Regions from separate parts of the Mus musculus genome. Here all the other regions are linked to region 2. A link is a loop called in an ENCODE intact Hi-C map of the cell type or tissue named here. Cell type or tissue: left cerebral cortex. All regions are shown on one strand. Each heading gives the region's core, and the rest is flanking DNA. Links, peaks and the distances in the headings are about the cores only. Region 1 overlaps Ank3 (ankyrin 3, epithelial). Region 2 has its middle 81 kb from the start of Ank3. Region 3 overlaps Ank3 (ankyrin 3, epithelial). Region 4 overlaps Ank3 (ankyrin 3, epithelial). Region 5 holds the start of Ank3 (ankyrin 3, epithelial).

Region 1 (5,000 bases), core at 1-5,000, 390 kb after region 2:
GCATCACAGCCTTAAGAACGATGAGAACCACTGCTCTAAAACAAGAGTAACAAAGAATTGATACGGAGTATTGAATGCCTATTAGGGTAGCAGCTTAGCTAAGACAAGCCTTAGCAAGAGTTTGGAGACCAGGGAACTCTTACATACATGATAGGAAAGTAAAATCATCTGGCCCCCATGAAAAGAGTTGAGTGTTTGTTTGCTTAACAGAATTATTGTAAGGGGGCTGGAGAGATGGCTCAGCAGTTAAGAGCACCGGCTGCTTTTGCAGAGGTCCTGAGTTCAATTCCCAGCAACCTCATGGTGGCTCACAACCATCTCTGATGGCACACAGGTGTACATGCAGATAGAGCACTCATATACATTAAATAAATAAATCTTTTTTTTTAAAGAGAGAGAAAGCAAAAATTATTGTAGGCACCATCAATTACACTTTTGGGTACACACCCAGCCCAACCCCACAAAAAGAAAGCATTGTGGAGGGAGATTGTTCAGCTGGCTTGCTAGCAGCATTGTTCAGGAAAACCTAGAAGCTGAAGACCCCAGTGTCCAGGGGCAGGTGAATGGATCAGCAGGAGGTGGCACACAAATGCATTTAGACTATCACCTAACCTCAGGAAAAGTAAGAGAAACATACTGCACTCCAGATGCCACACAAAGGACCTCTGCTCGGGTGCAATGAGCCATCACAGTAAAAGCAAACGCTAAGTGATTGCATCCATGAAATGTAATGGACAGATAGACAGACACCAAGACAGAAGCAAAACGAAGATTTGACAGATGTCCTCTTACGTACAGTTCCCCTTTTCAAGGTGCAGAGAATTCTGGAGAGAGGTTGTGCCACGGTGCGAGTCACAGAAGGCTTACTTCACTCTGCACGTAGTGGCTAAAACAAACAAACAAAAAATGTTAAGGTATATGTAATTTACCACTATTAGTATATTGAAAGTCACCCCATTATGCTAGCTACACAGAAGTCCAGCAGGCTGTGAAGCCAGAGGGATGGGGCTTGGGGGGCCGCAGAGCTAAGATGGTATCGTATACTTATTCCTTCTCTTAGCAGTAACCCTTCCCATACATAATTTCTTCACTCAGTCATCAGCCCTCTTTCATTTAATTTAAATCCAATGTAAATTCTGCATTGTCGCCGCAAGGTAGGGAATCGGCCTGCCCTTGCTCTAGGGAAAAGCAGAAATGACCTTGCTTGAAGATAGTTTAAAGTGAACTTGAGTTTTTATGGGAACGCTGAGAAGGGAGAAATAACTAGGCATTCCTCAGCAGAGGGAACAGCTTATTCCATATCTCTGGCATTAACAGCCACGGATAGGAAGGACCCCACCCCTTTCTACTGAGGAATAGCACATGCATTGTTAGTTACCATGTGTGCTTCCAGTGTGGTGTCTGCCCCTCCCCAGCCTGATGTCCCGGGTTTCTCTGCTGTGCTGCCCACAACAGCACAGTCTTGCTGTGGCCCTAAACATTCTCTTCTGATACCCCCTGTATTCATCTTGAGAGCTGCCTCTTCTAGAACCTTCTGATTTCACCAGGTGACTTCATGCCTGCATCACCTGAAGTTTCTCTATCCAAAATAATTCTTTCATAATAGCCTCAAGAGGAGCAATGATCTCATATGCTTTGGTCACTGTCTCTATAGGAATGAAGAGTGTCCTGCCTGGCGCTTGTATGCTTCTTAACTACCAGGCTCCATTCCTTTTTATTTCTTTTATTGCATTTAATTGTGTGCACGTGTGCACATGTATGCACTCTGTATGTGTGTGTGTGTGTGTGTGCGTGTACTCGTGTGTGCACTCACGCGTGCACTTGAACACCTTCGGGCGTGTACCCATGCATGCTTCAGGCACATGTGGAGGGCAGAGGACAAGCTGCAGACATTCATGCTCTGTACCCCCTCCCCCATCATGGGGGTCCCAGGGATCGAACTCAGGACATCAAGGTTTGGCAACAACCGCCTTTCCTCAGTGACCCATCTGACTGCCCCACTTAGCTCCATGTCTAATCTCGGGACCTTCTAGGCGTTCAGTGTTAGCAACCTGATTTTATAGGTAAGAAATATGTGATGTCAAGAAACTCAACTGGCTTGTCTTAAATTGTGCACATAGTGTTGGGCAAGCTCTAGAACTGAGCGTAGGTGACAGTCCAGCAACCCCAAGCCACTGCTGTTGTGGCCTTCTTCTAGATTCTCCATACTTCCCTAAGATTGGAGGCTTGCTGCAGGTAATTTCTCACCAACACAGCACTAGCCTAGTGAAGGAAGTAGCAACCTGGAGTCAGGAAAACTGTGTGACAAATTACTTTTGAGTCTTGGAGATCATTCGTAAAATATGGATAAGCTTAATATCTCTCTTTCTAGGACCATCTTGTATTAAATGAGATTTAAAAAGGAACATTTTTTGCTTTTCCTTCCTCATTTTTCATGTGACTCTTCTGGCCTGGAACTCACTCTATACAGACCAGCCTATTCTTGAGCTTGTGGGACCTGTGTTCCTCTGCCTCTCAGGTGCTAGAATTTAAGGTGTATTCTGTCACAGTTGTATCTCTTGCCAGCCCTCTGATGGAGGTAGGGGAGGTATTTGTCTGTCACGTGGACGCACTGTAATTACAGGATATAGCTCATTCCCTCCAGCATCCAGCAAGACAGCACATGTAGGAGCTTGGGTACCAGGTCTGTTCTCACACTCAGTGAGTTGTGCTTCTACGTGGGTGTGTAAGGAGTGCCTGTAAAGTTACAGCCGGCATAGGGTTACTTCTCATTGTTAACAGTCTTCTTTCTTTTTTCTAAGCCAGTTTTAGAGTTGAAAATACATAGCACAGGTTTTTGTAGGAGCCTGGGGGGTGGGGGTAATCATTGTCATATAAACAGTGGCCTGTGCTGAGATGACTCAGAGAAAGCTGCCTTCTGTGGAGGCCCAGCAACAGGGGTTTTGACCCCTGGAATTTACAAAAAAGGTGGAAGGAAAAAACCAACTCCACCCATGCACCACAGTACACAGGCCCCCCGTGTGCACATACCTTCAATACACAAGAGCAAATAAAGTAATAAAATGGCCCAGTGGTTAAGAGCATTGCTGCTCATCTGGAGGACCCAAGTTCAGTTCCCAGCTCCAGCTGTCTGTAGTTTCTGCTCCTCTCCAGGAGTTTCGATACCTCTGACCTCTAGGACAGCACTTTGGTTCACATGAGCACACCCACACACAGATACGGACACACATGTGTGTAGTGAAAATAAAGCAAAGTCTTTTCTGTTTTGAAAAAGAAAAAAAAATAAGCGTCATTGTAAAATCTCCTAGGAAATGACCCAGTACGCTTGCACAAAGCCCAGGAGGCAATCACTGTATTCCGGTGATTGCTGCTCCCCCTCATGAGAAGTGGGAGGCAAAATGTGCCCTACGAAGTTAGGGTCTTAACCACATTTTTGTAGTTTGATGTCTTTAAGGGGTGAAGCTGCTGATGCAAAGGTCTGTGTGAAAGTCCAGGTGGAAGGTGATTGAGGAAAGGGCCAGGAAGCCCCGTGTAAGAGCAACGGGAGACCTTCCCAACAGGGAAACAGCCATGATCTGTGTTTTGTTAGGCATTTGGCCAGATAACAGACCCAGAAGTTTGAAATAATTAAGCTTGCTTATCCTGTAAATTTGTTTTCTCAATATTCTAAATGGTTATCCAGATCCTGTTAGTATCCTCTATAAATATTTATACAGCCAATTCTCTCCATTATATATAAAGCATATATGTGTGTATGAGTTTGACTTTGTGTGTGTGCGCGCGTGCATGCGTGTATAGCCACCATATGTAAAAATGATTGAGAAGTAAATGACAGGGAAAGGAAGCTGTTGGGTAGGCTTATTAATGCTTTACTTTTCAGGTAGAGTAGTAATTATATTCAATAACATTATAGAAAAGTTAAATAAGGTACTGTTTGTATGGGTGATGAAATTGTGGCTTTTAAGGAAGCCCAAAGGGTTTGGTAAAATGGGAAGGATGATACCTGGGAATTGGGAGCTATAGATCTTGGCCAGATCCAAGTTCTGTAAATGGCTTAACCACCCTGAGTTTTTTCTCTCCTGGCCATTAGACCGAATAAATTCTGATGTCCTTATCTGTTAAACCACATTGTCAAATGCTAATGTATTCTGTAACATTTTGAATGTATCGAGAAAAAAAATCCTTTGGTAAAAGAGAAAAACACATTCCATTAATATGCTAATTCATTCTAAAGCAAAATTTGATTTAGTTTGTTCAAAACTCCTATCAGGCCAGCTTTGCCAGACACTACTGCGAACCTGCACTTGGGAGACAGGTAGGAAGGTGAAGAGTTCAAGGTCACCTTCAGTTATGTGGTAAAAATGCTATCTCAAAGACAAATCACATCAGATTAAAGACTCTAGCTAGCTTGAAGTTTTTTTTTCTGTGTTTTAATCTAAATTTCTCATCACAAGTAACACAGACCTTCTGCCGCAGTGAAGGGCAGGGGATTTCAAAGCTCAGATGCGAGGGTTGCTGCTGAGCAGGTAAAGCTGACACAGGCCTGTCACAGTCACCGGTGAACACAGACCACCGGTGTGAGCTGAGACCCAGTGTTGGCACGATACAGGTCTGGTTGTACTGAAAAGTACCCACTTTCCCACTGTGCCCTGTGCCAATGTCCAGGGCTGTTATTTTTAGAAAACATGAGGGTACATAAGATGTCTACAACCCTCCCATGAATGACAAGTGAGTTGTTGGCCCGACGTGTGTGTGTGTGTGTGTGTGTGTGTATGTGTGTGTGTGTGTGTGTGTGTGTAGCCCTTTTAAAAGGCGTATATGTGCAAATACAAATGTTGAGGGACTTCTCCTGCTCTTCTATGTCTTATATATTATATAGTCATGTCACTTACTTCCTAGGGAATGTGTCTCTCGGTGTCCTTTCTAATGTCCCCTCACCTTACATAGGATGCAACAGTCCTGTGACAGGAGAGCTCTGAGGCCTCCCTGGGACTCCCTGA
Region 2 (6,062 bases), core at 614-5,613:
TTTATAAGAAGAAATGCAGAGGCTGAAAAGAGTGCTTCGTGTGTACCTGCATGGTGACCTGAGTTCGGATTCCTAGCACTCACATAAAAGGGTGAGAGAGTGTGGCATCTACAATGGCACACACACACACACAACTTAGGGCCTGGAGATGTAGAGAGCTTGCCTAGCATGATCTCCAATTTATACAGATATTCTCTCTCTCTCTCTCCCTCCCTGTCTGTACACATACATACATACATACATACATACATACATGCATACATACATACATGCATACATATATACATGGTATATATTTTTGAGACAGGACCTCTATTCCCCAGCATGACTGTAACGTGCTGTGTGATGGAAGATGACTTTGAATTTTCTTACATACTAGCTGCTGGGATTGCAGCTGTGTACCACCATCCCTGGAGAATACAGCACTGGAAATTGAATCCAGAGTTTTATTTGACTCTACCAACCAAGTCACAGACCCAACCCTTCATTCATACATACATACATATATATCATATATGTATATATATTATAACATATATTATATAATACATATTACATTATACATTTATATTTTTTCATGAGAGTAATTTTGGAAGTTCTGAAGTGAAGATGAGAATTAGAACGTTGTGATGAGCTAACATTGCTAAACTCTCTAGTGGGCACAGTACGTTGATGCTTTTCCCAGAGAAGAAACTGAATTCCAAATCCTCCACAGTGTCCTTAACTGGTGACAGAAAAATACTTAGAGTCATAGGCACCAAGAGCACCATGTCGTCCCTCTCTTTTATTTCATGTTCGTGGTACATTTTCTGATGTTTGTTTGTACCCACGTCACCTGCTTCCTTAGCCAGCGTGTCCTATTTATCATCGTTTCTTTAGAAGGACCTAGCTAGCATTGGGGAGATGGGGGAATGTTTTTTGTAATGGTCAGAGAGTAAATCATGTAAGAATCACAGACCAGTGTATCTCAGCCTTCCTAATACACTTGCCTAATAAACTTCCAATGCACTTCCTCATGTTGGGGTGACCCCCAACCATAACATTATTTCATTGTTACTTTGTAACCGGAACTGTGCTACTGTTTGTAATGTAAATATCTGATATGCAGGATATCTGATGTATAACCCCCGTGAAAGGGTCATTCGACCCCCCAAAGCGCTCACAACCCATATGTTGTGAACCACTGGCGTAGACTCCTCTAGAACTTGACTCTGCTACTGCAGCTCAAGGTTAAGTCCAGTTTGCAAATGAGCCACCTCCCTTGGTTCTGTTCCAATACAACTTTATAAAGACAGGTAGCAGACTGGGTCTGGCCAGTGCTTGGGGACCCCAGTCTTCAAGTCTGACAGTTTTAACCACCAGGGCAGGCTGTCCAGTAGAGAGCATCGATCCTGGCCTCAGTGGCTCTTTGTATGAATGTTTGTATCCTGCTTCTGTTTTCTAGCCAGGAGGATTAAGCAGAAACTCCTACCTACTCTAGACATTGGGGCCTCGGGCCGTCTCCCTGCAGAAAAGATAGCAGAAGTTGATGGAACTGAGCCGAGCCTCCCCTTAGAGTAGTGGCTCTTAACATTTCCTAATGCTGAGACACTTTAATACAGTTCCTCATGGTGTGGTGACACCCCTCCCCAACCGGAAGATTATTTTCATTGTTACTTAGTAACTGCAAGTTTGCTACTATAAACCACATTGCAAGCATCTGAATTTCTGATGCTCTTAGGTGACCCCTGTGAAAAGGTCGTTCCACTCCCTCAAAGAGGGGGGACCCGTTCCCTTAAAGCATCTTTTAGAGGCCACACCTAATTGCACAGGGAGCAGGGAGGTTCAGTCCTCTCGTGAGCCTAGAGGACAAGAGGCAGGTGCTGCCTAATGACCGGGAGCATTCTGAGAAGTGAGTCCTTGTGCAAACAGCCAAGTGTGCACTCACGCTAACCTGGGCTGTGTAGGTCAGTCACTTGACCCAGCTTCTTGATGCAGTCAAGAGACAAGGCAAATATGAGATGTGAGGCTGAGCCAGAGTCAACCTATCATATGGCCTTAGGATAAATATTGTTTAAAAAATGCAGGTAGGGAAGGTTACTCCAAGGACACACAGTATCAGTTTGATGAACTCAAATCAGTAGCATTGTTACAAAGTATTAGCACTGTTAGTAGTATGTGTCACTTTCATATGCCTGCCAGGGCTGCAGAGTTAACTGGGGGCAGTATTGCCATAGTTGGCAGAGGAGGAATGTTTTGAACCAAGGGGTTACAGTGGCCAGCTGATGAACATAACCATCTGCAGACATCTTTGAGGTATGTGTCTGTGGCACCAGAACTCAAGGTCACCCTTGGCTACAGGACATTTGGGGCCACCCTGGGCTACATTTGCCCCAGTTTCAATAAAGAAACCAAGAGATGGTGTTTAACAAGACCCAATGGCATAAATTGGTTTCATGTTAGACATTGTTAGTTTTGAAGGATTTCTAAGTTTTTATATTCTACCTTCTGTTGTCTCTTCTTAACATACGTATATATGGTTTTACAGGAAATCCTAGTCTTATAAAAATACTTAGATATTGTCAATTATTAACATATTAAGTGGCAACTACGTTGGAGTAACTATTACTGTTCTAATCAGTGATTTGTGTAAAAAACTATCAAATTAATTTTGTGTTACATGGGCTGAGAATGTAGCTCAGAGGGCTTGCCTCGCATGTACAAAAAACATGATTTTAGCCTCAGGACCACCTGAGCCAAAAGTGATGGTGTATGTCTATAATCCCAGTTCTGTCAGTTTCTGTGGAGGTGGAGGCAGGAGGATCAGACCAGAGATTCAAGGTTTCCTCAGGTATATAGTGAGTCTGGGGACAGCTTGAGCTACATAGAATCAGGTCTCCAGAGAGATGGAGAGAGAGAGAGAGAGAGAGAGAGAGAGAGAGAGAGAGAGAGAGAGAGAGAGAGAGAGAGAGAGAGAAAGAGAGAGAGAATATCACGTCAGCCAGTAGATGGCACTGTGGTGTCATGCTTGAAGAGAAGCTACAGGCGTGACCATTTGTCCTCACTGCAATCTGGCACAATTAAGGCAAAAATGACTTCATATTTCATTTAGAAAAATACAATTTAATAAACAAGCAGATAGGCTTTAACAGAGTTCTGGCAAGCCTTTCTTCCTTGTTTATAACCAGCATCCCCATTGCCTTTGGTGTCTTAGCTTTCCCCGAGGTTAAGCATGTCTTCTTCACCCCGTTCCGTGTATAAACCCAATTACTTGACCACGAGTGTTGCAGTTTACAAGCACCCAGATGTTTTACTGTTATCATTCCTTCGGTTCAAAGTATATCCATGAAAAAGTTTGTGTGGTCTATGATGACACACACATGTATGTATATATGTCTATGTATGTACACATGCACCGCCCTCCCCCTCCCCCACTACAGTTTCAGCCAGCTGCAGAGTATAATATGTTACAAAGTCTAAAATACCAGGGCTAGGACCTAGCCCAAGTTGTAGTGTGCAAGCCCAGCATGCAAGAGTCTCTAGATTCCATTCCCAGCACATATAAAATTGTGTGTGACTGCACATAACCCCAGCACGTGGGCAGTAGAGGCAGAAGGATCAGAAGAAGGTCAAGGCACTTCTTGTCTACCTAGCTGGAGTCCAGATCCTAGTTCAAATAATAAAACAAAGTAAGTTTCCATGAAAGTACTCCCTGCAGGTCTCTTCTGCATGTCCTGCCTGCTGGCACTGCGGTCCACAGCAGCGTGGCTCGCTCTGAGCACTCTGCGCAGACTCTCTTGGTAGCTTCAATAGGGATGTCCGGAGAACACCGCCTAGACTCCTCTTCCTTGCTCTTTGCAGCTTCTCTGGTACTTCTCGGCTGTGGCTGTCGCGGTGCTTGCTTTCTTGGCTGTGGTAGTGTATGCTGACCCACATTCCCTCTTTTCCAGAAGGGACAACTCCCTGAATGTTGAAGTCCCACGGATCACAATGACCTCCCACAGTTTTCTTTCAATCCAGAAATCAAGTCTTTGGCTCTCTCCATCTTGGGGTCTGCATGAGGGGGTTTGCATTTTGACAAATGATACAGGCCCCAAACCGGGGCACTCCATATTTTCCTCCCACAAAAAGCTTTCTGAAAGCAAACTCACTTCTCAGGATATTCCCAGATTTCTCGTGGCTCCATAAGTCCCAGATCTTCAACACTGTCCTGTGTGATCTGTCCTCAGTTTGAGCATTCCTCGCATCTTGTGGGTGTCAGCCTCAGCAGGCTTTTTATCTAATTTGCTACACAGGCCTTTGGCAACCAACCTGTAGACCTTGGGGCACACTCTCCTTTCTGCCTGGTGTTCCCCATGCAGCACTGCATGAACTTGGCCACGCCCACTGTTAGTCACATGTCCCCACAAACTCCTCCCCTGTCCTCCCAGGTGACCTGGGGTCTTCCTTCTGTGGCAGATCCTTACCTAGTTCCTATCTATTCCAGCACATTTTTCCCCCCTCAGCTCTGAATGCGTTTTTGCACACTGCCGTTTTCTGCGGTGTGATAGGCCACGCAGTGCAGTCTGACCAGCTGGCTCTCTGTTGTATTCCCAGCAACCTTCCGGGGACGGCCGGGCTGGCATCCACTTACTGAGAACTGTGGGAAACAAGTGTCTCAGGGCGTGAAAAGGCCAGTGATGTTCACTTTCTGAACCATAGCACCTCACTGAGAATTCATTTATTTTAAATGTGGCAGGTGGTGATGGCACACGCCTTTAATCCCAGCACTTGGGAGGCAGAGGCAGGCAGATTTCTGAGTTCGAGGCCAGCCTGGTCTACAGAGTGAGTTCCAGGACAGCCAGGGCTACACAGAGAAACCCTGTCTCGGAAAGCCAAAAAAAAAAGAAAAAAAAAAAAAAAAGAAAAGAAAAGAAAAAAATCTTAAATGTGAATAATGGCAAAAAATACTGTTCTGAGAGATTTGTTTGAAATTATTCATATGCAAGCGAACCTTTGGAATACCAACTATTTTATAAGTAATAGCTTAACCTTTTAAAGATTGTTTTTTTTTTTAATAGAATGTGTACAAATTTTAAATTTTGATGATGATTAGCTACTGTCGATGATATCAGCTAATGCAGTGGGAACATGCACATTGTCAGCTTGGCCAGACTTAGAATCATCATGGAGATAGACCACTGGGTATGTGCATAAGGATGTATAACCGAGGAAGAAAGCGCTGCCTTCAATGTGGGCAGCACCGCAGGCTGGCATCCTAGACTCAGTCAGACTGAGCACCGTTGCTACTCTCTGCTTCCCGACTTCAGATCCAATGTCCTGAGCTGTCTCACATGCCTTCCCCGAAGCAAAGGACTGGAGCCCTCCACTGGTGACTCAGAATAAATCTTGCCTTCTTTTAAGTTGCTTTTGAAAGGTATTTTGTTACAGCAACAATAAAAGTGACTAATAGAGACGACAAGTTCTTGGGCATCATGTCATTTGGATATATGAGATGTATGTGTATATGCTAGCCCTCACTCCTATAAATAGTCTCAAATTCAGTGAAAGGCATTAAGATACTTGTATTTTTAAAAATCTTATCATTTTCCCAGTAATTAAAATGGCAGCCCTAATCAAGCCCACAGACGACAATTACTCCTAAAATATACCTGAGTTCTGTGTCTAAATTTGAGCACTCCAGGAAAGCAGCAATAGCTCACCACCTTTCAAGCAAAAACTGTCTAAGCTGGGCCTCTATTAAAGTGCATTTTTCTAAATCAACATCCATGGATAGCTTTTCTTGCTGATTGAAAAACTGTTTCTTCAAATAATAGGTATGGAATACCTCCTTGCCACATGGCTTGCAGTTACTGAGACACACTGAAGTCTCTTCCTTTAGCTAATCTACAAGAGGAAGTGGCTGAGCAAAGAGGGCCAGCATGTGTGTATGTGAACATGTATGTGCATGTATTGTGTGTGTGTACATGTGTGTGCATGTATTGTGTGTGTACATGTGTGTGCATGTATTGTGTGTGTGTATATTTGTGTACATATGTGTATATGTTTGTGCAGGTATGTACGTGTGTATGTGTGTATGTTGT
Region 3 (5,000 bases), core at 1-5,000, 390 kb after region 2:
TTCTTTACTGCTGTGTAAAATTCCATTGTAGGCCTGCTACAGGGAGGTGGGAGAGAGAAACAGGAGAGGCCTCAGAAGTTCACAGGTAGCCTGTGAGCTCACACAGTGGGGGTTGTGGGGAGAACAAGGCAGAAAGGATAGGAACAACACATGGACATGCACACACACATATGTGCGCACACTCTGGAATCCACAAAGATGAACAAGCACATATGACACAGACAGGAAAATGTCATTGCATACAACCACTTCATTTTCTGTAGCTATGCATCTGTTGATGAGCACCTAGCAGACTCTACAACAAGGCTTTTGTGAATGCAATACCCGCAGGACACACAAGTGTCTTGTAGTGTGTTGACTTCAGTCCTCTGTTCTCAATCCCGACAGGTGCACCAGGACCATTTGGTAGTTCTAGTTTCCGGTTTTTAAGAAACCTCCAAACCAATTTCCGTAATTGGTAGGCAAGCTTACACTCGCTCCAGCTAGTATATAAGGGTTCCTCTTTCCTCACATCGCGCCAGCATGCCCTGCCATTCATTTAACAAAGATGGTCATTCTGAACGGGATAAGATAGAGTCTTAAAGCCGTTTGAGTTTTCCCTGCTAAGAATGTTGAACACTGAGCTGGAGAGATGACACAGAGGTTGAGTGTATGTGAGAGCCAGCATCTGGTCATCAGGGATGGACCCAACAGAGATTTCACATTACCCAGTCTTTAGATTCCTCCGATGGAGACTTTGCTAGACTCAAAAACACCCCACTTGCAGTCAGTCCTCTCACCTATCTCTCTGCCTCCCTCCCAACCTCTCTCTCTCTCTCTCTCTCTCTCTCTCTCTCTCTCTCTCTCTCTCTCTCTCCTCCAGCAGTCCAGCAGAATTCTCTCATGCTGTTGGCTGCCGCTGCTTGTCACTCTGAGCTAGACTCTGCCTGGATCGGGGGCACGGGTCCTCCGTGCTAGCCCAGGCTTTAGTAAGGAGTTTATCAGGCCTCGAGGCTTATACATTTGGGGGCCTTTCCACCACGGCATCCAAACCCTCCCTTCTATCTGCAGTTGTGGAACTGAAGGCTCTTCATGCCAGCCTGAATCCCAGCAAGCTCGTACCAACCGACACAATCCCAGTAGGAAACACAGGCTCTGAGAAACAAAGCTCTCAGTCTCTTGACATCATCCGCCTTTTTCGATGTGCTGCTGTCAGCTTCACAATAGAAACACAGTTCTGGCCCTGTTCGAGGGGAAGGCAGGAGACCTTCTCCTTACCTGAAGAATCAATATGCAAATACCCATCAATTCCTCCACAGGAGCACTTTCTGTCTTGATTTGCTCCCAGTTCTCAGAACTAGCTCTTATGGGAGGTAAGGATGACAAGGGACCCAGTGCCTGTCAGTATGAAGGTCATTTGACACTTGAGAAGCAGAGTCTTTAGATAGAGGTATTCTGATCCTAGAATACCAGTGTAAGAGGGTCTGCAGGTGGAGTTGTGATTCCAACCCTGCCACCAGCAAACGTTCTTAATTGGCAACAGTTCTATGTCTCATTTTAGCAGATGGAGTTATTTTTGAACCATCCATTGGATTGTTGCAAGGATAAAAACCGAGCCTTAGATCTGCAAGCTGTATTTGTATGTGCACACGTGCACATGTGCTCATTCATTGCATGTTCATGTATGTGTACATGCAATGTATATGCATACTGTGCATATCAAGGCCAGAGGTCAACCTCAAGTGCCATCCCACAGAAACTGTTCACCTTATTTGTTTGCGGCAGAGTCTCTCACTGAGACCTAGGAATAGCAAATAAGGCTAGTGTGATGGTTTGTTTATACATGCTTGGCCCAGGGAGTTGTACTATTAGGAGGTGTGGTCTTGTTGGAGTGGGTGTTGCCTTAGTTGGAGTAGGTGAGGTTATTGTGGGAGAGGGCTTAAAACCCTCATCCTAGCTGCCTTGAAGTCAGTCTTCCACTAGCAGTCTTCAGATGAAGATGTAGAACTCTCAGCTCTGCCTGCACCATGCCTGCCTGGATGCTGCCATGCTCCCACCTTGATGATAATGGACTGAACCTCTGGACCTGTAAGCCAGCTCCAATTAAATGCTGTCATTATAAGACTTGCCTTGATTATGGTGTCTGTGCACAGCAGTAAAACCCTAAGACAGCTAGCCCATCTGGCCAGCAAGCCCAGAGGTCTGTCTGCCTCTGCCTCCCCAGTGCCGGGATTATACATATGTGGCAGTGCCCCCAGCTTACATAGCAAACACTTTACCACCTGAGCTGTCTCCTCAGTTCCTTTTATAATACTTTCTAAGAGTTTTAGAAATATAGAGGCTTCCTCTATAGGAAGTCCAAGGCGTTAGGCTTCATGCCCCCATTGGCTATGTAACTCAGCTTTGTGGGAGAGAACAGACTACAGACGAAAGCAGAGGAAGAAGATACTGGAGGTCTTCACCCTGCCAATCAATCGGCCTGTGTGACAAGGGTTAATAAAGGCTTCAACCCTGGGAAATCCCTTTCCTTAAGGAACAATAATAGCAGGGAAGCAGTGGCCTTAGTCCTGGGCTCACTGAGCTCAGTTCAACTGCTTCCTGGGTTGTTCCCTAGCTCAGTGCTCCCCCTACTGGCTAAGAACTAGATTTGCTCACATAGTGCTGCTGGTTGGACTCAGACAGACAGATCAAACCTCAAGTCACCCCAGGGCATGCTAGCCTCCCACTGTTGTCAATCCCAGTAAAGCCCACCCTGAGCTTGTCACCCAGGGTTCCCAATCCGGTCCACCCAGCTGAAGTCTTCGGCCAGAAGCTGGCTGATCTAAAGCAGCACGTGACTGTCCACAGAATAGCCATTCTTGCTTGTGGATCTTGTGAGGCAGAGGTGAGCAGGTACCTCCCGGGGGGTGTGTGGCCTGCAAAGTACAAGATTCTGCCGTCTGACTCTGTGCATCGAATGTTTATCTGGGGACTGGGAATGTAGATCAGTAATAGATTGCTTGCCTGGCATGTACAATATCCTGGGATTATTGATATCACACACACACACACACACACACGCACACGCACACGCACACGCTCGCACACACACACACACAGGCATCAGTTTTACCCACTTATTTTCCTTTTTTGAAAATAGATTCTTTTTTATAAAATGTATTCTAATTATAGTTTTCCTTACCCCAGCTCCTCCCAGTTCCTCCCCACCTCCCCTACTACCTGGATCCACATTTTTTTTTCTTTTCTTTTCTTTTCTTTTCTTTTCTTTTCTTTTTTTTTTTTTTTTTTTTTTTTTTTGGTTTTTTGAGACAGGGTATAGCCCTGGCTGTCCTGAAACTCACTTTGTAGACCAGGGTGGCATTCTTTCTGTCTCTCCTTAAAAAAAAAAAACAGGAATCTGAAGAAGAAGAATAAAATAAGATAAACCAAAAAACAAACAAGTCAGATTAGGACAAAGCAAACAAACAGAAAATTTTGTTTAAAAGCCATAGAAATATCAGGAGGAATACACACAGATGCAGAGACATACATGTACACACACAGGGATCAGGAGCACATATAGATGCAGACACACACACATGTGCACACACAGGAATCAGGAGCACATATAGATGTAGACACACACACACATGTGCACACACAGGAACCAGGAACACATATAGACACACATACATGCACACATGCTTGCTGATCTATGAAAGGATCAAGTTTAGCTCTTGGTACCACACTGAGAGGTTCACAACCACTGTAACTCCAGCTCCAGGGATCCAATTCATCCTTCTGATCTCCAAGGGCATCTGTTTACACATGTGGCATAAGCACACAAAAGCACACATACATGTACACATAAAGATAGATAACATATATAGACAGATGACACAGAGATGATACATAGATACATAGAAACATAGATACATAGTTGATACATTGATAAATAGATAGATACATAGATACATACATAGATAGATACATAGATATATAGATATATACATTATACATAGATATATAGATAAAAGATAGACACATACATATATAGATAATAGATAGATAGATGATAGATAGATAGATACATAGTTGATACATAGATAGATGATTGATAGATATATAGATAGATGATACATACATAATACATAAATATATAGATGATACATAGATAGATGATAGATACATAGATAGATACATTGGTGATACATAGATAGATAGATAGATAGATAGATAGATAGATAGATGCATAGATACACAGATGATACATAGATAGATAGATGACGATGATAGAAAGATAGGTAGGAGACAAATAATAAAATAATTTTCAGTTCAAGCATTAACAATTTGCCAACAATATCGGGTCAAAGTTCATGTCAAACAGCACTCCGTGAAAATGCAGTCAGCCAGATAAATGTGGTGGAAATTTTTAGAGAGTAAACTATTGGATTTCTTCAGTGAAGAAATAAGCATGGAGGAAATGGAAGAGAGAGTGGTGAGCTTTGCAGAGTGAAAGGCTTGTGAAGGATCTGGGAGCAAATGAAGCATCAAGATGAACCCAGACACTCAGAAAGGGCCATAGAGTTTGAGCACAGGTGGAGGCTTAGACACTGGGTGTTATTTCTACTGCTTTATTTCTGATAACAGCATTGCCAGCATATCTCTCTCTCTCTCTCTCTCTCTCTCTCTCTCTCTCTCTCTCTCTCTCTCTCTCTCTCTCTCTCTCCCTCTCCCCCTCCCCCTGCCCCTCTCCCTCTCCCCCCCCTCCCCACATATATATCATCTCCCTGTCTTTCTCCCTAGCCTGCCCCCATCTCAAAAGACTCGTTCTCCATTAAAGTTGATTTAATTGAGCTACTTATTAGATTCTCATTCTCTTCTTGGGTCTTGCAGCAAGAGAATACAGTGTGGTAGAAGCCAAAGGTTGATTGGTGTAGAGGAGGGGCTGTGACTTGAACTCAGGGCCCTGACTGTGCAAAGCAGGCTCTGTCTGTGCCCAGCTCCAAGGCTGATATTTAGTGAACCTGGATAAGGAGGAT
Region 4 (5,000 bases), core at 1-5,000, 340 kb after region 2:
CCTTAAGACATTTGCATACCCTAAAAGTAAGAGCAGTCTTTGCCTTCTTTATTTCAGGAAAAAATATAATTGATATTTTCCCATAACATGCATCTGATGGTTCCATGTAATAAAGTTGCTTTTCTTATTTGAAAATAAATTAATTTAATTTTTTCCGGTTTTATTTTTTCCTGGGCACTATAAATGATAGTTGAGAATGGACAGGGCCCCCTGAGACAACTAACCTCAAGGGACGTGCCTGTAGATACATTGCCTGGTCAGCCTTTGGCTGGTTTTATGCTCAGTTGCTAAGAAGCATTATGCAAATTAGGTCAGGCTCATGGATTTGGTCCCTGGGTGGACAGTGATATCCACTTACTTTAATGGTCCCAACCAAACAACTTAGCAAGCAGGCTGTAAGAGACGACTTTAAAGTAACAGTGGATGGCCATGGTAATCAGGGAGTCCTTTTGTGCTGTTTCATTTGTTCGGGCCCTTTAGATTAGCAGTCCTGGGAGCTAAATCTTACAGCTGTTTTTACTTTTACAGTGAGGGTTTGTTATGGTTTGAATTCCCACTCATGTAAGATCACGTCACTTGTGAGTTGAGGAGCCAGGTTTGAAGAGAGGCATCAAGGGTACAGAGCCTAAAATCAGAAATGGTTAAGCCAGCAAAGATGGATTAGCCTAGCACTTGCTGTCCGTCCACGATAGATACCTCTGAACCAGCTCTTTCGTCTGCACATGGGTACAGCTCCTGAATGTTAGTCTTCACTCCCAGTACGTTTTGTAGCGTATCCAATTGTTAAAACCACAGTAACCCAAAAGACACCTACTGCCTTGTAACCGTTCAGACCTGCAGTTTTCAATAACCTTTCCAACAACCAAGATAAACCACCTTGAGGCTAGGCTGAAGTCTTCTCTTAAATGTATAGCCAAAAAACAAACACACACACACACACTCACACAGAGCAAGCTATCTTTGTTATGTTTTTCTTGGACTTAAAAAAGTTGTTGATCATCCCATACATATTTGCTCATTTAAAAAAAATTTTTTTTTTACTGTATTCAGTGGAAAACTGGTAATGTTTCCTTTGCAAATTTTAACCAAGGGAAGGATGAATGAATTAAGATACCCAAATCATTTTGTGTTTCTGTCAGACTCTTGTCTCATTTCACTTACCTCTTCTTGGAATCCATTGTATCCAGTGATCATAGTTCTTGATCAGTACATTATCATATAGTGAGAACTTACTGACGGCTGTGGATGTAACCTAGGAGCCAAGTGCTTTCCTTAGCTGGGAGGGGTCCTGAGTTCAATCCCCACCACCACCGGGACAGCAGCAGAACCACACTTTCCTCACTGTGTCTTTAGCACAAACTTCTAAAACCTTCTTAGTAACCATGGTTTGACATGGAAATGAAAAGTTGGATAGACGTCCTGATTTGACCATCCGACATTGGATGTGTGTGTTGAATTATCCTTTTCAACCCATGGAATTATTAAAAATTGGTTGGGAAGAACTGTGGCATATTGAGTCTCCTCTCAGTAGACTCGTGGAAGGGGAATGGTTTCGTTTACCAACAGCTCCAGCTGCACCATCTGTTGTGCAGAGTTTAGCATGATCAGTTCAAGCCTTCATCTCACCGGCTAATTTCCCCCTCCCTCCCTCTGGTGCCGTGTGGCTCACCCTTCAATTCCGCCCAGCCTTTGGTCTCCAGGCCTTTAATTATCTAACTAGGAATCCTAGTCCAGCAAACTGTCATTTCCTGGCTGATCTTACCACAAAGAGTGTTATTTGGGAAGCGTGCAAGTCAGTATTTTCGTTCACAATATTAAGCCTGACCACACTCAGAAACAAAGTCAAAAAGAACTCAAGAAAATGTTCATCTACTCAAGTAAATTTTTTTTTTACCTCTGTCTACCTAGCCCAGTTTTAGCCTATCACTGTTGCTGTTTTGAGTTGCTAAGTTTAAATTGGTCCCTGGATTAAATATTTTAGGACACATGTCAAGAGCTCCCACTTAATAAGAATCCCGAGGCTTGAGCTTTTCAACCTGGTTTTGATTCACACTATGCTAAATAAATGGAAAAGTCCCAAGCAGCCGACGCATTTATGTAATCCCCCACACGGAACACCGGAAGTTGCTTCCGCGCAGATTCTGAGTGTCTGCAGCATCCAGTAGCATAGAGGGGTATTTTCAAAGCCGCTGTTCTTGTTTAGCTAATCCCATGGAATAAAGTCATATTTGCCTTGTTAACAAAGACCTCCAAGTTTTGATTGCATGATACTCTCCTACTTCGTTTTCTCTTTAAAAGACAGACCTGTCTGCCACCATTGTCATACTGCCGCGTGAGGAGTAAATCCTGTTTAGACTTAGATAAGGGACTTGTGTTCTCTAAGCCACATGAAGTGACATGGATTGTCCTTTGTGGAAAGGGAGGTTGGATCAGTGGAATTTGGAAAGCACATCCAAATTAGGGGCCCAAATGGGGGGTGCAGGGAGAGGAGGAAAATGGGAGGGGTGCAGGCGGGAAAGTTCAGCTAAGTCGTTCTAATTTACACTGTAGTGTAGTGATGTAGTATTGTCTTCTTGTAACATGAAGGATAGAGAAAAGCATTAAATCCGCGTTGGCCAGGTACTTCCCTGCTGTTGTGATTAAATACTTGACAAGAAGCAACTTAGTGGGAAAGGCAGGCAGCTTAGGTCTGAGGTTTGCTGCAGACAGTGCCTCTGCAGTCCTGAGGCAGCCTGGAGAAGTGAGGCCAGTCCTCCAGTGAGAGACCCACGTCCTTCAACGTGACTCCACCCCCTAAAGCTTCCATGACCTTACAACACAGTGCCACCTGCTGGAGACTAAGTGTTCAAGCATAGGCGCCCGCAGGGGACATTTCATACTCAAATCATAACCCCACGGAGCCCAAGTGACATTCTGAACGAATTTTCTTTCCTTCAGTTTTCTGACCATACAAAAGACAAGGCACGGTGACCTTTTCTTACCTCAAGAAATAAAATGTGCTTTAAAAAAAATAGGATCGTACATTTTTGTTCTGTAACAACAAGCTACTGGCTGATACTGAATCGCTATTGTATCAAATCTACTGGTTTTAAGCTCTACGCTCACTATTTAATAAACAATATTTAATATACTCACTAATATTTAATATTTAATACACTCACTATTTAATAAACAATATTGCAGTGAGTCAAGGCAGATACATAAGGACCTAGTATCCTAACCACATTGTAAATAAAGACTTCATGATATACACCTAATGTTCCTTGGGGGATGGTTGCTCCAGACAGCCACATTCCTTGGTATCCAATACTTTGCAGGCTTCCTCTAAGTCACAGGCAAACAGGACATGATCATGTGAGGGAAACCAGAAGCAAAGGAACCAGATGATAACCGTGACCAGAACTAAGCAGGGAATGACTGGCCATGAGAAAGGTTACGGTCCCATGAGTCTACCATTCTTCCCAACAGACAGGAAAGGATTTGGGTCTCGCATTAATACTGGGGACCCCTTTCATATATAGACTGTATATGATACCTCAAATATAGACTATTATCAATGTTACCTGCTGTCTTCTTCCAGTCCACATTGCGTTCCCCTTTGGAAAAAGAAAAGTCCCTGAAAGAAATGTGGTCACCAAAAGGACTGAGTTTCCTTGAATTTATGTGTTCAGATAAGGAAATTCTCTGCCTGCAATCATTAACATTGACTGTCAACTGGAGGAATCTGGGATCAGCCAGGAGACACGCCTCTGGGAGTGGCTATAAAGGAGCTATCTAGAACAGGTTAATTAAGATGGGAAGAGCCACCTTAACTATGGGAGGCACCATCACATAGGCTGTAGTCCTGGGCTGAATAAAACAGAGAGTGAGCTGGGTAGGCACTAAAACCCATCTCCTTCTGTCTTCTGATAGTGGATACAGTGTGGCTAGATGTCTCTAGTTCATTGCCATGTCCCCAGGGTTCTAGTTTCATCCCAAAACAAAACTAACGAACAAGCAAACAAAAACTTAAGAGAGAAAAGGATTTATTCCACCTTGACATTCCAGGTTTCTGACCACCATTGAGGGAAGTCAAGGCAGGAACATGGTGGCAGCCCTGTTTGCTATTCACACATCTTACCTCTGATGGAGGAAAGTACAGCATCCCTGAAGGATGCTGCCTGCTGACCCACAGGCTGTTTTATTCTCATCTAGCTTTCTTATATGGTTCAGCACCACTTGCCTAGGGCTTTTACCACCCACAGTGGACCCTCCAACCTCAACAATCAAGACAGTCCCCCAAAGACCAATCTAACCCGTAGCCCAATCTGAGCTAGGCAGTTCTCTAATTGAGATTCCCTTCTTAGGTAATTCTGGGTTGTATTAAGTAGACAGAGTTAACCAAGATGCCCACCATTAATGGACTGAACCTTTAAACTGTAAGCCAAAGTGAACCCTTTGTCCCTTAACGTTGCTTTTATCTGGGTATCTTATCACAGCAACAGGAAAGTAAGAAACCAGCACTGTTCACAGCCCAAGGCTCCCGAGCTCTGACAAGACTGTGGAAGTCGTTTCTTCCACTGTGTGAGTTAGCACTTCTCTTGTGTCTCTTTGTTCCCAGAGCTAAACCATGCCCAAGTGCAGCAGAAGTTTCAGACTGGTAATAAATATATCTGCCAATTATAGTTCTTAAAAATAATTTCTATGCCTGTGGTTACTTTTTAGGCTATTGATACAATTGGTTACATATTAGAATGATCAAAGATTTAGTGTAAGATTTAAGATTAGTGTATCCTTTTGTATGGCTTTGCCTTTATACAAGTACAGACAAGCTTGTCCTGTACAAAGATACCCTAGAATAGAATAACGTGAGTGCTTCCTGTTAAGGTTAAGGTTCATAAATACTTTAAATGAGTAACCACACCTATTTTCACACTATCCTAGCCACAGCAGAACTTAATTAACGTTGTTACAGTCTTTGATAAATTGGAACAGTCACAACTCACCATTAGTCATAGGAG
Region 5 (5,852 bases), core at 853-5,852, 84 kb after region 2:
TGTACATGTGTTTTAGCTCAAGGGACCTGCTTCCATCTTAAAGGTGATCTGGCCGGGATTGGGGGGGGGGGACCCAGAACCTTATTCCTTCCTAACAAGAATGGATTCCTAACACTTTCCAAAGATGCTTAAGCGACCACACCCGACAGTAAATCAGCTGTGTTCCGATGCGTGGACCATTTTGGAGACTTTCCACAAAGGAGTGAAGTCACCCAGAGACCTCTCAAAATCTTGGTGGCCCAGAGCAGGAGTGTGTGCCTCTGTGTGCTTGGGGACCCTGTGGTGGCTGTAATGTGGCCAGAGACCTGCACTGACCTGAGTGCCTTATCCAGGAGCACAGGATGTTTCTGGCACAGAAAAAGCCAGGGGCTGAACCTTTTGGATTTCTTGAATATTCTGGAGGGCTCCTTTTCATGGTTGGTTTGATATATTCATGACCAAAGCTTGAATGTGGTACTGGCAACTTAGGTATGGGCTCCGTGTGACAGATTCTTCATTAGAAGTCCATAGCTTTGGTTAGGCAATCTGCAAACTTTATTTTATTTTATTTTATTTATTTTTTGCTAATTACATTTTAAAACAAAACAAACAACAACAACAAAAACCACCTCACTGGGTAAGAATCCAGCTTTGTCTTCTGTAGTAACAGGTCTCTTTATTGTTTTTAATCATGGGGTTGGGGTTGGGGGTGGGGGAGAGAGAGAGAGAGAGAGAGAGAGAGAGAGAATGTGTGTGTGTGTGTGTGTGTGTGTGTGTGTGTGTTTTCACGAACCAGTAACCCGATCTCTCGTTACCACCCCCACTGCTGCCTCCTGGGTATACCCAATGCTTTCAACACATGTGTCCTCTGGAGGCTTGATCTCAGAGCATTTACATTCGGCTTGGCTTCCCAGCTTGCAAACTGCAGTGAGCCAGCCCCTGGGACGCTTCAGAGATTCGTCAGCAGTCTAGCTTATTCCTGTGTGTGTGTGTGTGTGTGTGTGTGTGTGTGTGTGTGTGTGTGTGTGCAGCGCACATGCACGTATGCCTCCCCCTTTCTCTCTCTCACCATTTCCAAGCTAGAATCACCGTGGAGAAGCAAGCCCTGAAATGTTGTCAAGATCTTTTCTCGGGGTAACGACTGGCTAAAAAAACAAATAAAAAGAGAGAGAAAGGAAGAAAAAGAAAGAAGGAAGAAAGGAAGGAAGAAAACAAAGGGTTGGAATATTGATTTTTCTTTGGAGGAATAACCAGGGCTTTGCTGGAGAGAACACCCAGTTCCTCCCTGAGGCGAGCTGAGTTGCCCGTGACAGCAGCCAGGGCTGGCTTGAAGCAGCCGCTCTGCCTGGGGAGTTCCCTAAATGGACTTTGGTCTCAATGCTGTGACTCTTTGCCGTGGGTTTGGATGTGGGAACACGGAAGGTGATCTCCTGCCTCGTCTCAACTCCCCTGATCTCAAGGAAAGATGAGTGAAGAGCCAAAGGAGAAGCCCGCCAAGCCTGCTCATAGGAAGAGGAAAGGAAAAAAGGTAAGAGGCAGGATCAACACGTTCTTCATTGTTCTCCCGGCTCCCGGGAGGTGATCTGGAGGCTGCCTTTTCCAGAGAGCTGTCTTTAGCCCGAGAAAGAAGCCACTAGAAGCAAGAATTGCTTTTGTTTTTTTCTCCCCTGTTAATGGGGTGTGTTCTGGGTTGCTGGCAAACACCTCGACTGGGGTCTATGGCTACAATATTGAAACAGTTAAAACATTGTGATTTGGATTTGCTGAGCTAGTGTTCCCTCTAATAGCAATGAAAGGAACATTAAGTAAACATATGTCCTAATTATGTGAGTGGGTGTGTTTCCCCTACCTTTTGAATTTTCCCCATGCTTGTGATCGGTAGGGTACAATTACTAATGAATATTCTTATGTTATGGATGCTAAGCTTTAATATATATTTTAGGCAAACTTGGGGAAACCTGTAGTTAGACTTTAAAAAAAAAACCCAGCATGGAGGTGAGCTCCATTTTAATTATCGATTCCTTTGATGGCGGATAAATCTCGGGTCTGCATTCAGCCCAGCTGCCTGTCAGCCATATGTCTCCAGGATCCATTCAGTTCATGGGATTCATTCTGCTTTCCACGCGGTTTGAGGTTTTGTCAAAAGAGCGGCAGAGGATTGCAGCAAACCTGTAGATTCATTCTGGGTGTCACGAATGTGCGTGTCATCCTAAGATGTGCCCTGAACTTTTCTGTTCATTTTGAAATGGGAAAGAAAGGTGATTCTCAGATGCGGGACTGTGATTTTTTTTTTAACCCACTGTGGCTCATAAACTGTCTCAGATTTAAGGTGTGCCACCAGAGGCAAGGCTAGATACATCTGGAACAAAGAAAAACAGGTCCCTTGAAACAGGACTGTAGCTCATGGCTTGTTGAAGGAGGATGGGTGATGGGCTCTCTGCGTCTTCAGTTCGAATTCTTAGATTTTTATGCTTTAATGCCCAGGTCTGATATATCTGCTGATGTCTCTTTAAAATGATTCCTTGCCTCCCAATGTGATGTATGCTCAGCCAGTGGACGCCCAGGGAATGATTGGGTATAGTAGAGAACATGAAAGATTGCAACCCTTGCTTGAATCGATCAAGCATTTCAAAAAATGCTCATAGCCTACTTACTATTTATGAAAAAGGTTCCTCTGAATAAGACATACTTTAATGGAGCTGCTACCAGCAGGCTCAGCTGAGGCATGTTCGGGGACATGCCAACATTCTTGGGCAGCCGTTCAACACCCTACCAAGTGAAGCTGTACAGATTGGTTTGAAGTCAGCTCTCCCCTCTTGGACCTTGGCTCCACAGGGCTTGACGGTATCAGAAAAGGTGCGAGTGTGATTTCCCCAGGGAGCGGGTCGCAGCTGCACAGCACAAATGATTTGCTTAATGCCTAGCCGAGGGGTGGCCTTTCTCAAGGCAAACTGTCAGCTCTGCTCATGTTTCTGAGCTGATCCCCTTAAGTGCCTGACAGGCTCCACCACGATTCTGAACACAGAGTGTCACAGAGAACCCAGGCGGACACATGAAGCCTGACAGCCCAATCTAGATGAAAATGAACAGCGTCTTGGGGTGGCTGTAAATCACGTGGACTCTTTGGACCTGATTCTTTTTTTTTTTTTTCTCCCCCCTTCCCCTTGAAATTTTTTTTCCGGCATTATCTCATGTCTCCCATGAGGTGATTCTGTGTGGTGCAGCGCACAATGCATTAGACAGCCATGAGCCCTTCCCATTCGATGCCACAGTGTCCTGCCTGCTGCCTCCATGTTCTTGACTAAAGCCTCCGTTGCCCCCCCCCCCCCCACTTCTAAAGTCTGTGTTGTGGCTCAGTGGACTCCAAATTCCAGACCACCAGACTCCAGTCCTTCAAAATACTGCACCCTTGTGCCAATGTTTTGTCTTTCATTCCTGTGAAGGACAGTGGAGTTCTTACCAGCATCCACCCCCACCCCCAAGCTAAACCATTTTCTTCTCACACCTATCTTTGACACCAAGAGAGCCTTTCAGTATCGAGTGGTTTAGTGTTATCCCTTGCATCCTTGAAGGTCAAGTGTCCCATCCCTTGATTCACCTTGGTATGCAGAGAGCAGGCCCTTGGGGAATGGTCCACCCCCCTCTTCTGCCACTGCATTCAAGTTAGTGTTAGAGTCCGGTGTTCTTAGGCACATGGACTCTCTGATGTTCATCACAGCCGCTTGGTATGCAGTTGGCGCTAAATAAGTAACTTCTCTCTAGGAGTTTAGAAGAGCCACAAAAAAAAAAAAAAAAAAAAACCAAACAGCTCTTCCGTTAGGAAACCTTGTCTCATATTTTCCAGCTCAGAGAGATTATCTTTCACTATTGGTTTGAAAGTGAATCGTCTCTTTAAATCAGCAAATATTTACATGTTTAAGAGAATATGCATTAATTTTAAACTAGGTGGTTGAGAATGAAATGGAATATACTTTAAAAAAAAGAAAAGAAATTATGTTTGGCTTTTAAATCAGAGCTCAGGAGTAGCTCAGGAGGCGTCTGAGTGGCCCAAGTGACCTGCACTGCAGTAGCGGTGGGTGTGGCCACATGCAACATCTCAGATGAGCCGTTCACCCCACCCTCTCTGTGGTGTTGCCCAACCTCCTCCCAAACCCTTTCAGTACTCAAGGATGCTGTTACATGGGCCTCCATTTTATATTAAACCCGTCTGTGGATGAAGTTACATCTGTGTATAGAGGGAAGTACATGGCAAAATGGCTGTGAAGATTTTGTGCTGCTGTGGATGGTGTTCAGCTCAGTCAGCAAGCTTAGGACATTTGGATTCACACTGTCTCATGGAGGTGTTTTTAATAGCGAGAAGGCAACACCAGTGTAACAGAGCCAATCAATTATTTCCGTTCTCTAATAATAAATTATCTAATAAAGACAATTCCTTTCACTAATAATGCCTGTATTCTGTTGACCTTGAAGAGGGTGTGTGTGTGTGTGCGCGCATACATATGTACTGTTTACCCAAGATCTTTATCTCTCCTTCTTCTAGTAAGAGAAGAAGAGTTTACTAATACCCAGGAGCCCCACGTGCTCATCTTCTCCTGCTTGTAACTGGGCAAGTCTTGCAGGAAGAACAGTCAGATAGCATAGCAATCAGAGGTTCGAGAAGCAGAAGAAAAGATCAGTCAGATAGCATAGCAAACAGAGGTCGAGAAGCAGAAGAAAAGATCAGTCAGATAGCATAGCAATCAGAGGTCGAGAAGCAGAAGAAAAGATCAGTCAGATAGCATAGCAATCAGAGGTTCGAGAAGCAGAAGAAAAGATCATCGACGGGATCATATTTTCTAGAGTGATTGAATGACAGCAACTAAGCCATCTCCATGGGGGGGATTTCAGGCTTGCCTGGGAGAGGAAATGCCCGCCAGGCAAGCATTCTTTCTGCCTTACTGTAAAAAAATGCCAGGCTGGTTTGGTTGAACCAAGCCACCACAGGGAGGATGCACAAAGTGACATTTCATGACTGTGCTTTCTGGGTATTCCTGTAGGCCACTGTGCAGGGTGACGTAATAAAAGAGCATCCATGTAGCATGGCTTTGATGAACTTTACCCTCTCAGGGGTCTCTCTGCTGGAAATCTGAGGCCAGGTGCCATTCAGTCAACTTCTGAATCTTTCCAACCTGCAGACTTCTTAGGCTGCTCACTCACCCTCTCCCTAAGGCTATGTCCCTGGCTAGCCCCCTGTCTTCCTCTATAATAAGACCAGCAGTAGTGCTGGTCCACGATATCACCTCGTGATCACATTTAACTACAGCCATCTCTTGAGAACTCTATTTCCACAATTTGGGTAGTAGATGGGATGAAATTCAGTCCACAACAGCACCCACGTGGAAATGTTTGATCAGGGTTCCAGCCTTACTTAGGTCCGTGTCACAGGACACACAATGGTGATGATGTTCTGTCTGTTCACACGTGCTTCACTGAGCAGATGTGGTCCGGAGTAGAGATGAGGGCAGGTATTATGGGTGCCAAAGACAAGTGGATACAGGTTGTCTGGAGGCAGAAAGGTGGAGTAGCAAATTCTAGTTGGGGGAGGAGGTTAGGAAAGGAGAGATGGGAAAGGAGAAAGGACTAGTCTGGATAGGTCTTAGGAAATTGCATGTTTCCTAAATGAATGTGGTAAGAACCTTCCAGAGACAATGCAAGGCAAGGAAAGGTTTGGAAAGTCCTGGTGTCCTTAGGGATCTAAGCCTTAGCTTATGTGTTTGGGAGAAGGATCCCAGGGATGGATTGTGGCCAGGTATGACAGTGGCAGAAAGGAGAGCACACATGACTCTTTGTTCGTTTTTGTTTTTAATGTGGATTCTTGGGATGAAACTTAGGCT

Evidence for each region. Peaks named below come from ENCODE experiments on the same cell type or tissue, not always from the same donor. Only the 100,000 strongest peaks of a DNase experiment are listed, where the experiment ranks them.
Region 1: it touches region 2 in a loop (2.9-fold over the local background); 16 of 42 quality-filtered maps call a loop at or near these places.
Region 3: it touches region 2 in a loop (9-fold over the local background); 16 of 42 quality-filtered maps call a loop at or near these places.
Region 4: a loop joins it to region 2, with 6 times the contacts of the local background. A loop is called at or near these places in 5 of 42 quality-filtered maps.
Region 5: a loop joins it to region 2, with 4 times the contacts of the local background. A loop is called at or near these places in 14 of 42 quality-filtered maps.

Annotation. Positions count from the first base shown.
Region 1 is chr10:69,837,021-69,842,020 of GRCm38, forward strand. All of the region lies in intron 7 of Ank3 (ankyrin 3, epithelial), which reads left to right. Among named protein-coding and RNA genes, the nearest start is that of Gm33416, 27 kb to the right of the region's middle. In left cerebral cortex, for the core only: no CTCF peak of the experiment used is centred there; a DNase peak (open chromatin) is centred at 2,688; H3K27ac peaks cover 632 bases.
Region 2 is chr10:69,449,370-69,455,431 of GRCm38, forward strand. No RefSeq gene overlaps it. Among named protein-coding and RNA genes, the nearest start is that of Ank3, 81 kb to the right of the region's middle. In left cerebral cortex, for the core only: CTCF peaks have their summits at 3,008 (motif pointing right) and 5,354 (motif pointing left); DNase peaks (open chromatin) are centred at 3,002, 3,793 and 5,297; H3K4me3 peaks cover 328 bases.
Region 3 is chr10:69,843,328-69,848,327 of GRCm38, forward strand. All of the region lies in intron 7 of Ank3 (ankyrin 3, epithelial), which reads left to right. Among named protein-coding and RNA genes, the nearest start is that of Gm33416, 21 kb to the right of the region's middle. In left cerebral cortex, for the core only: a CTCF peak has its summit at 2,595 (motif pointing left); DNase peaks (open chromatin) are centred at 1,181, 1,483 and 2,596; H3K27ac peaks cover 2,391 bases.
Region 4 is chr10:69,790,495-69,795,494 of GRCm38, forward strand. The region is part of intron 1 of Ank3 (ankyrin 3, epithelial); the gene reads left to right. Among named protein-coding and RNA genes, the nearest start is that of Gm33416, 73 kb to the right of the region's middle. In left cerebral cortex, for the core only: a CTCF peak has its summit at 2,833 (motif pointing left); DNase peaks (open chromatin) are centred at 2,104 and 2,781; H3K4me3 peaks cover 446 bases; H3K27ac peaks cover 1,502 bases.
Region 5 is chr10:69,532,778-69,538,629 of GRCm38, forward strand. Ank3 (ankyrin 3, epithelial) reads left to right here and starts at 931. Exons shown (of 43, transcript NM_146005.3): 1 at 931-1,507. The coding sequence starts at 1,445. It overlaps Gm51806 (a long non-coding RNA gene), which reads left to right and starts at 1,513. Exons shown (of 2, transcript XR_003949008.1): 1 at 1,513-4,724; 2 at 4,772-5,852. In left cerebral cortex, for the core only: a CTCF peak has its summit at 3,029; DNase peaks (open chromatin) are centred at 946, 1,324, 2,150, 2,530 and 2 more places; H3K4me3 peaks cover 3,758 bases; H3K27ac peaks cover 2,524 bases.